2 separate regions of the Homo sapiens genome follow, and region 1 is linked to region 2. The links are chromatin loops, found by intact Hi-C in ENCODE. Cell type or tissue: PC-3. All regions are shown on one strand. Each heading gives the region's core, and the rest is flanking DNA. Links, peaks and the distances in the headings are about the cores only. Region 1 overlaps LOC105369895 (a long non-coding RNA gene). Region 2 has its middle 120 kb from the start of LINC02822.

Region 1 (5,392 bases), core at 216-5,215, 53 kb after region 2:
GTATTATTTCCTATTCATTACTTAGATTAAATACAATCTAACACCATTGTGCCTTTTGTTCTTCCCTTCCAGGTGTAGATTTCAACTGAAACAATTTTAAACTAGAACAAGATTACATTATTGATAGAATTTGAAAAGACAAAATTAACTTTTCTATGATTGACATGATTTTTAAAGAAAATACCCTCCAAAAAGACCTATTAAAAAAGAAATGAAAACTTAAAAAAAAAACAAAACCTGAACAGGAATTAGGGAGCTCTTATTTATGAACATAAGAATAACTTTTGGTTTCAAAAAACCAAGAATATAGTATTTCCAGAACCATCTCCCTTCCTCCAATTTATATCTTTTCCTTTAGCTTTCCAAATTCCTATAAGGCAATGCCTCTTTCCTATATATTTTGCCTTCTGGTTGGAACTACCACATACTCTGTTTTGTTTTTACTAAGGGGTAGAATTATGACTCAATGGAAGCCCATCAGACACGTTCTTCTAAGTCTTGTCTTCAGCAGAGCAACAAAGACGGTAAGAATTAGAGCTGATTCCTCAAATAGGAGTGGCTCTAGGAAACTGTCTCTTATTTCCTGCTACCTGGATCCTTAGACCTGTCTTGTTGCATATTATTTATGACACTCATTTTCCCATCCATTAAATTTTCCCAGGCTGCCCAAGCCACCATCTGCTCTTCCAATGAATCTTCCCTTTGTGCCTCAGTAACCCAGAGTCATTCTTTGGTTCATCATAAAGAATACTAACTAACAGAAGCAAGGACTATATTATTAGATGAATAAGATATTTAAGATAAAGTGTTAAATATTGTCACCAAAGAAAATTATCTAAAAACAATATCATGATTAGAATTTTACATAAAAACATCTGTAGTACCTCAAGGATAAATTGCACCTCATCTTGAAGAAAAAATATATTTTTCCCCAAGAAACGGTGTATTACAACCATCTTCATGTAAATAGTCTCAAATGTTCCTGCTTTTTGAGATAAAAATGAAAAAAAATATGTTTCATTCCTCTTAATCATGCCTTTAAAGTAGACAGGCTGCTACAATTAGCACCTATACTCATGCTATTAAGACTTGAATTCAGTGTTTGCTGCCCTTTTTCTTCTCAAAACAAAACAGTAAATAAATAAAAACATAAGCTATAGAAGAAGGCACATACAGTAGATTTTAAGGATTTTTAAATTGGAAAGCAGTTGCCATCTGACTTCTTACAGCCTTTTAGCTTTAATACCTTCAGAGAAGTCAAAAACAAAATTTTCGTTGGATGGGTAGAGGTATCACTGAACGGAACTTCCACTATGAAAATCATGTTAGCAGCACTGGCACATTTTAAGTGATGTGACAAATAATGAAATAATTAAATTTTATTAGTTCACTATTTTCTGGCAAAATCAACACTCAACAGTGGGTTGAGACTGCGAAGAATGAAACTTCTATTTTAGTAGGAACTGGTAAGGGTTTTTTTTTTTCTGATTTTTTTCAACTTCTGTCCCTTGTCACTGCTACATTTTCCTCATTTCCCACACTTGCCTCCAACAATTGCTCAGAAAAATGAGGAAATTAACCTGTAGCATGTTCTCTGTGTTATTCTGAGGGTGGGAGAAAGCAATGTGCAAAATCTGTCAAATGAAATATGGATACCCAAATATGACTAATTAGGAAAAGTTTCTTGAAGATGTATTAAGCTTGGGTTCATTCACAGTTCCATTTTCTAAAAGTCAACAGTTTTATAACTGCTTGCCACTATGGAGAATAGTTCGTTGATAAAATGCATTAATTTTCATTGTATTGCTAAGCTATTAGGGTTTTTTTTTTCCCTGTGTGGTTGTTCTATAACTGAAAAAATCAATTTTTAATTAATATACAAATTATAATACACAATTTAACATGTAACATAGGATAATTTTATGAGTGCCTGAAGTTATTTAGATCATCTCATACTTTTAAGTTAACGAATGGACTTTATATCTATAATAAAAGCTTTTACTTGTAACAATGAGAACAGTTTATTACCTCTAACTTTTTTAAGCCTTCTCATTGCCCCTTTATATGAGTTTTAAAAACTGGAGAAAGTTTATGTCTATACTGTGATTGTTAACATTGAGTATCAACTTGACTGGATTGAAGGATGCAAAGTATTGTTCCTGGGTGTGTCTGTGAGAGTATTTCCAAAGGAGATTAACATTTGAGTCAATGGACTAGGAGAGGCAGACCCACCCTCAATCTAGGTGGGCACTATCTAATCAACTGCCAGCATAGCTAGGATAAAAACAGGCAGAGGAACATGGAAGGACTAAACTGGCTAAGTCTTTTGGCTTCCAACTTTCTCCTGTGCTGGATGCTTCCTGCCCTCAAACATCGGACTCCAAGTTCTTCAGCTTTTGGACCCTAGGACTTACACCAGTGGTTTGCCAGGGGCTCTCAGGCCTTCCGCCACAGACTGAAGGCTGCAGTATCACGCCTTACCTACTTTTCAAGTTGTGGGACTCGGACTGGTTTCCTGGTTCCTTAGCTTGCAGAGGCCTACTGTGGGACTTCACCTTGTGATTGTGTGAGTCAATTATCCTAATAAACTCCCTTGCATATACACATCTATCCTACTAGTTCTAACTCTCTAGAGAACCCTAATACATATACACATACAGTATTAAAAATTAAAATACAGAAACTGAATTGATATCTGTTTAAGTTATAATGATTTATGATCCAATTTTACATTAATTTTAGTTTCATCACTGCAATATGTTATGCCCTGTGTTCAGCATAGAGGTCACAGTTAAGATCTATTTCCTGCCTTTGAGAAGAACAAGATCCAGTGAAAAAAATGTACTAGTCTTTGTGATTCTCATAATTTCTCCCCACTTCACAATGCTAGAGAGTAATCCCATTAAATAATCTTAATATTTGGATGCTCCATGATTTGTTGTAAACAGTTATATATCTCCTGAAGCCCTCTCACTCTGAGTACATAAGATATTCTTACACACTTCAGAGAATCAGAGGCCATAGGAAGATCAGGTCCATACTCCCATCCTTTCAATGTACATATTTTCATCAACATATATTATTCTCCTTTTAGCACACGTGCTTAAAGATAGGTTTCTTCTTCTTTCCCTAAGATTTCATTTCATAAGTATAATATTTTCTCTATTATTTTTAATCTCACTTTCATAAGCTAAAGTTTTCTAGCCTTTAGCTTATATTGTTCAAATATCTCCTTTGTTTACAGGTGCTTAACTCTCAGTGTGCTATTTTAGATTTCTCCTGCCCCTTACTCAACCAGTAAGAAGGAGGAATTCTGGTATAGGCAAGAATAAATTGGTATCTTCCTGTACACCCAATTTGGCTATGATGTTAGGGTATCTTCTTATGAATGCAAGATTTGAAAATTTGCTCTTTCATGAAATTGGTGTATTTGGGTAGTGATGGTGGCAGGTTTGTTGCTCTATATACACCCCCAAGATCCCCCCCACATTTTTTTTTTTTTTTGAGACAGAATCTTGCTCTCTCGCCCAGGCTGGGGTGCAGTGGTGCGTACCCGGCTCACTGCAAGATCCGCCTCCCGGGTTCATGCCATTCTCCTGCCTCAGCATCCCGAGTAGCTGGGACTACAGGCGCCCGCCACCACGCCTGGCTAATTTTTTGTATTTTTAGTAGAGACGGGGTTTCACCGTGTTAGCTGGGTCTCGATCTGCTGACCTCGTGATCCACCCGCCTCGGCCTCCCAAAGTGCTAGGATTACAGGCGTGAGCCACCGCGCCCGGCCTATTTTTTCTCATTATCTTCTTCCTCACCCTCTTCTCCTCTTCCCCTTTGTCTCTTCCACTCCCTACTTTTTCAATACTCCTCCTCCTCTTCCTCCTTCTGCTTCTTCTTCTTCCCCTCTTTCTCTTATTTAAAATCCATATTTTGTTCTTTTTTCTGAGAAGGAGTTTCACTCTTGTTTCCCAGGCTGGAACACAGCGGCACAATCTCGGCTCACTGCAACCTCCCCTTTCTGGCTTCAAGCGATTCTCCTGCCTCAGCCTCCCGAGTAGCTGGGATTACAAGCACAGGCCACCATATCTGGCTCATTTTTTGTATTTCTTTAGTAGAGACAAGGGTTCACCATGTTGGCCAGGCTGTTCTCGAACTCCTGACCTCAGGTAATCCACTCGTCTTGGTCTCCCATAGTGCTGGGATTACAGGCGTAAGCCACTGTGCCCAGCCGGAATCCATCTTTATTATAGATCACCCACAGTAGAAAAACTGGATCCAGATTTCAGTCTTGGCCTCCTTTATTATTAGCAATTTATCCCCTCCATGAAATGAAATCAATTCATGATTGATTAATCAATTAGAAAATAATCTCTTCCTCTTTATTTCAATTTCCTTCCAAGTTACAATTTTTTTTTTACTGTTTTGAAACAAACCTTCTGAAGCATTGATGTCCATTTTGCATTTGCTATAGTCTTTCTCAGCATCAATTAAATTCTCAAGCCATTAAACCCTAAATTTTATTTTGACCATAATACAAAAATATTGTATTAAGGTTAACAATGACCTTGATTTTTCTGCATTTGTACTCTCATTTTTTTCACCTACCAATCTCACCATTGCACTTTGCTCTGTCTACACCAGTTTCTCTTTTTTCTTATAACCCTCTTTTATAGTACTTTCCTTTACTCTGCAACATTCTTCCTCAGAATTATTTGCTTGTGCTTCATTTTGAGATTAGCTATTAATGTTTTCCTTCTCTTTTCAGTTAAAATGATGTTTTTGATCACTCCATCTTATTCCATGACTTGAAATATGTTAGTGATTCTGTGTGTTTATTTCCAGTGATCTTTCTCTTGAATATTAGAATGATATTTCTAATTGTCATGTTGACATCTACACCCGAATACCCGACAAGCCCCTGGAAAATGAACATGTCCAAATTGCACTTAATATCTTTCTTGCCTCACTCATCCCACTTATGTACTATATTTAATTAAGGTTACTAACAGATGCAGTGGTACATGCCTGAATCCCAGCACTTTGGGAGTCTGAGGCGGGTGCATCACCTGAGGTCATTCGAGACCAGCGTGGCTACTAAAAATACTAGCTGGGCATATTGGCAGTTGCTTGTAATCCCAGCTATTCGGGAAGCTGAGGCAGGAGAATCACTTGAACCCAGGAGGCAGAGGTTGTAATGATCTGAGATCGGGGGTATTACCATTTACATTGACTCCAAAACCAGAATCCATAACTCCTCTTTCTAGCTCCTCCTCACACCAGTCTCATCGGATTCTGTCAGTGCCTCTTTTGAAGTATTTCTAAGTACAATCCTTTCTCCCTATCACTGTTTTACCACTACTACCACCATCATTACTCCTTCATGGATGATAATATTATG
Region 2 (5,392 bases), core at 105-5,104:
GCATGATCTCGGCTTACTGCAACCTCTGCCTCCCAGGTTCAAGCGATTCTCCTGCCTCAGCCTCCTGAGTAGCTGGGATTACAGGCATGCACCAACACACCCGGCTAATTTTTGTATTTTTAGTAGAGACGGGGTTTCACCAAGTTGGTTAGGCTGGTCTCGAACCCCTAACCTCATGATCCACCCACCTTGGCCTTCCAAAGTGCTGGGATTACAGGCCTGAGCCACCGCACCTGCACTGGACACCTCTTTTAACCTGAATGTGTGTTTTGTAAAATAGACATACATCAAGAAATTATTATCTTCTAATGGAATGACTCAACTACCAACTATGATTTTTCTCCCTTTGACCTGAACAATTTTAATTGTAACAAAGTGTTTTGGGGCCCATAATAATTGCTCCTATAGTGTTCCCAATAGTGAAACTAATAAAAATCATAGTCTTATATTATTTTGTTTTTTGTAGGAATACCAAAACTTATTCACCAAATAGGCAACTGTTGGTAATACAGTGAGATCGTTTTCACATTTTCATATAATCACTCCTTATTACTCTCATTTCCTCAGGCCGGTCCCCTCCATATACTCCCTATTAAATTTAATTTAAGAAATTAAACTAAAACATGTTTTGCAACTTCTTTTATTTTTCTAAAGGATTTTCATTTCATGGTTGTCATTGTGACATGACAGAATTCAACTGTGAATAATTGAACATTTCATGTTATAATAGTGGCAGTAATATCAGCTGATCACCACACAATCATTTGTTATATATAATCTTACATAATTATATTTGTTCAATATAATCTAGTTAAGATGGGAGAACTAATTCACAAACTTGGTCAATAACTGTATTTTACAGCAATCTAGAAAACTGGCTAGAACCAATAATTTTTAAAATTATAAATTTAAATCTCATATATTTTAAATAAAGTTTTCTATAATCTTATTCAACATCTAAATTATTAAAGCTTTCTGTTGAAATTGCTGGAGGAGTCATGCAGTAACGATTTACTGGGAAACTTCAGGGAAATGGGCAGGCCTAGAATCTTCCTTGGGTTAATGTTCCGATTACTGCATTAACTTCTTTCACTTAAGTCACACCAACACCACAGTTCTAAATCATGAAGTGAAGAGTTGGCTCTGCTCAACAAGGTACATTCCAGTATAACATTTATTAACTCAGGCCTGAAAGAGGAATCGATGTACATCTGAAGAAATTCTTAAAGTTTTAATGTGTTTATTCATTTGGCATAATTCTTCTTTATCTGGCTAATTTCTTCTCAACCTCCAGGTCTTATGTAAAATCCCTTCACCTTATCCATCACACCCAAATGAGATTCCTCATGTGTCTCCTATATGCTGCCATAGCATCCTGTACTTACTCCCATCACAGAATGTATTGGTTTCTGTTAATTACATATTTCCTTATACGTGGCTCTATTAGTCCATTTTCACACTGCTGTAAAGAACTACCTGAGACTGGGTAATTTGTAAAGAAAAAAGGTTTAGTTGACTCCCAGTTTCACATGGCTGGGAAGGCCTCAGGAAACTTACAATCACGGCGGGAAGCAAAGCATGTCTTACATGGTGGCAGGAGAGAGAGAGAGCCAGGAGGGAACTGCCAAATAGTTTTAAAACATCAGACCTTGTGAGAACTCATTCACTATCACAAGAACAGCATGAGAGAAACGGTCCCCATGATCCAATCACTTCCCACCATGGCCCTCCCTCGACACATGGGGATTACAAATTCAAGATGAGTGAGATTTGGATGGGCACACAGAGCCAAACCACCATATCAGTGGCCTTGAAAGTGGAACTCTGTCTTATTCACATTGTATCTCCAACATCTTCCCTAGTGTTCAGCATTAATACATGTACAATAAATATGTTGAATGAATGAAATATTAGTCTGTATTTGTAAAATCATTTTAAACTTCTACTTTAGAATAAGTACCAAGCACAATCCAAGTAAAGTGAGGAATTCTGCATTAAATACAAATGACAAATTTGAATGTTACTCCTATATAGTAAAATAAAGTTAGTAAGTGCTGCCACTCAATTATGTTTTTCTTTAATTTAATTTTTATTTTTGTTGTTTTCATTTTTTTTTTTTTTTTTTTTTGAGACAGAGTCTCTTCTGTAGCCCAGGCTGGAGTGGAGTGGCGCGATCTGGGCTCACTGCAAGCTCCACCTCCCGGGTTCACGTCGTTCTCCTGTCTCACCCTCCCCAGTAGCAGTAGCTGGGACTACAGGCACCTGCCACCACGCCCGGCTAATTTTTTTTTTTTTTTTTTTGTAGTTTTAGTAGAGACGGGGTTTCACCGTGTTAGCCAGAATAGTCTTGATCTCCTGGCCTCATGATCTACCCACCTCGGCCTCCCAAAGTGCTGGGATTACAGGTGTGAGCCACACGCGCCCGGCCTGTTGTTTTCTTTTTATTGAATATATGTGAAGAAGATAAGTGGTCAAAAATTTTGTCACTTAGTCATAGATGGAGTGGAGGCTTACTTACGGTATTTCAAATGAATGCATTTATTATTTAAAATGACTTGAATTTATTTTCAATTAGGAGAATTAAATGCATGCCTGCAATGATATATATATATCCTGTTTGAAGAATGAACTAAAAATGTTAGAAGTACATAGCAGCATATTTACTTGCTTAATTGTTCTTGCCTTCTGAATAATAAAGATGACTAGAAGAATATATAAAATAAGAATGCAAATTAATGCTATTTGTCTTTGTGGTGACATAAAGAATGCATAAGTCATTGACTGTAACCTAATCTAAAAATATATTCACTAAAGAAGGGTGTGGAGGAGATGTGCTATGAACCTAACTAACTATATATTTTGTTTAATTGTATGTTTTCTCAAAATGTTTTTAAAAATGTACTTTTTCAACATATAAAAGGTGACAAGGAACCACAATTCTCCTACCTCCATTTATATTGAAGTGCATTTTTTATAGATCAAAGGTCAAATTCACTGGCATGCCTGGCAGAGGAAATGAAAAGCAAGTTCCAAGAAAACCATTTAGGAATGTTAAGTGCTTCGGGACATACAGTGTGTCCAAAGGAATTTCCTAACAAGGTTCAGAGTACAGTGACAAAGGATGGCACAACACAAATAAAGTGAATTTAATCGAAAGTATTCTTGAAGGAATACTCCTTTCCTTGATGCAATAATCTTATATACAGAGTTATATACATTTCTTTTTCAACTCAGAACAAATTAAATGATATTTTACTTAGAAGCTATACTTAGTCTATACCCACTTTTCTGGGGCTCTAATCAGTCATATAATTGACCAATATTTGAAAAAGCTTGTAGTATCATAAATCAGGTATAGTTTTGAGCTGTCTTGTTAACTGAACACAGAAAGACTTGCTATCAAATAATACTTAGAAATTTTGCTTTGCAATTGTGGGATAAGAAATTATGCAATTTCTATTATTTTTAAAATGTAAAGTTATTATTTTAGTAGACTGTGTAGAATGTCTTATTACTGACCTAGTTTAAGCTCTATAAGTCATTTTAAGTTTATTAATTAATAAACGTGTACTTCTGCAATCTTTAAGAAATGGAACATGCAAATAGAAGCTAAAGACTTTTCACTCCTGACCACCCAAATATATTCATCTAACACAGATGGATATATTGAAGTATATATTAATTTCTATTGCAAAATAAACACATTCACTTGCTTTTGAGATAAACTACTGTACAGGAGAAAGAGAATGAGCTTGAGAACCAATTCCTAGGTTTGAATGGCAGTCCCCCAATTTACTAGCTGTGTGCCCTTGAACAGATAATAAAATACTCTTCTCTAAAAATTGTCTATCTGGCAATGAGGATAAAACAAATCAACCAATATATAGCAAGAGTTGACATTTAATTTTTAATCTCTATTTCCTTTCATATGTAAAACACTGTAATATAAATGTATATTAATGAAACATTAAAGAAGAGTATTATAAATTTTAGCATTGTCAAATTTTCAGACTTTTATGACTCCAACTGTATCCTTACATATATGACAATACAGACCTAGGATAGTTAAATAACTTGGCCAAGGTTACAAGTAGTCGAACTAGAAATAAAGCTTGTTTCTCTAAACCTAAAGTCCAGTATTTTTTCCCAGTTGCACCTTCTTTGGAAGTTGCATTGTCTTTATAAAATTCTTGTGTGCAGCTTCCAGGTTAAGTAATTAGTCTACCAAAAAACACTGCTTTAGAAATGCTGTTTCTAATATAAATAAAATATTATGTCTAGTTCTCTCACTGGTTTACCTAGCAACCAGTTATAGTCAAAATATTTATATTTATTTCCAACCATTTCTTCTTCTGTAATATAGAAACAAAAAGACTGGCTATAATAAAGATTCATAAAGATTTGATTTTAGAGTTATGCATTCACATGCATCCACAGCATGGTAATGATTGAAAAAAATGAAAAAAAGAATAAGTGAGATTCAAGCTGGAAATTACAAAATACCAATGAACTGGAAAAAGACACATTAAGGAAGTTCTTTTAGATAAGACAGCAAAAAGTAAAACAAAGTATTATGTAAGCAACCTACAATATTTTTTTTCTGAAAATCTAAAAGGCATTGACAGAATAACAACATAAACTCTCATCATGTGAAATCTAGTTTGGACATACTGCTCTGGGACATTCATTTGAATGTTAAACATTAGTGAGGGAAAGAAGAATAGAGAAGGAAGTCTTTTCATTTTTCATTCTGTTTATAGATAAATTTAATTTTCTTCAGGCTGAGCGGTAGGATCTAAGAGAACTTTCCTCAAATCAGAAAGCCAATTATATTAGTTGGCAAACACAAAAAAGATTCCATGGCAGGTATTTCTTGGCATGAGACTGCATCAGTTTTTCATTTGTAGAACTCCCTTCAAGACATAATTTTCTTGAAATGTAGCGCCTTCCGTAATATTTATGTAAAAATCATCAATGTAGTCAAAATATTTAAGATTGAAAAAGGATACAGAGTCAATCATAAGAGGCAAAAGTGTTCAAAGAGGAATATATTACAAAACATAAAATGCATTCCATTTCTCTAAGTTTTGGGATTTAAAGTTGAGCTCTAAACATATGCACTTATATGGTAATTAAATACGAATTTTAATTCACTAGGATGGTTAGAAATACATGTGTGCTATTCCAGATGAGAACTCTCAGTCATGTTTAAAAAGTGGGAATAAATGCAATATAGCTTCCCTAAAAGAAAGTGGTAATAACAAAGTTTTGAGGTCTAAAATTGTAATTATAAATAAGTGCAGGATAACAAGTTTACTCGTTTTTCATGTTACTTTGAACAACTACTTCCTGTCTAATTATATGAATTTGGAAAGGTCTTTTGTAATCCAAC

What was found. Hi-C counts contacts between places; a loop is a spot of excess contacts. Peaks named below come from ENCODE experiments on the same cell type or tissue, not always from the same donor. Only the 100,000 strongest peaks of a DNase experiment are listed, where the experiment ranks them.
Region 1: a loop joins it to region 2, with 2.1 times the contacts of the local background. A loop is called at or near these places in 1 of 110 quality-filtered maps.

Annotation. Positions count from the first base shown.
Region 1 is chr12:90,762,798-90,768,189 of GRCh38, forward strand. All of the region lies in intron 2 of LOC105369895 (a long non-coding RNA gene), which reads right to left. Among named protein-coding and RNA genes, the nearest start is that of LINC00615, 150 kb to the right of the region's middle. In PC-3, for the core only: no CTCF peak of the experiment used is centred there; no DNase peak of the experiment used is centred there.
Region 2 is chr12:90,709,820-90,715,211 of GRCh38, forward strand. No RefSeq gene overlaps it. Among named protein-coding and RNA genes, the nearest start is that of LINC02822, 120 kb to the left of the region's middle. In PC-3, for the core only: no CTCF peak of the experiment used is centred there; a DNase peak (open chromatin) is centred at 3,042.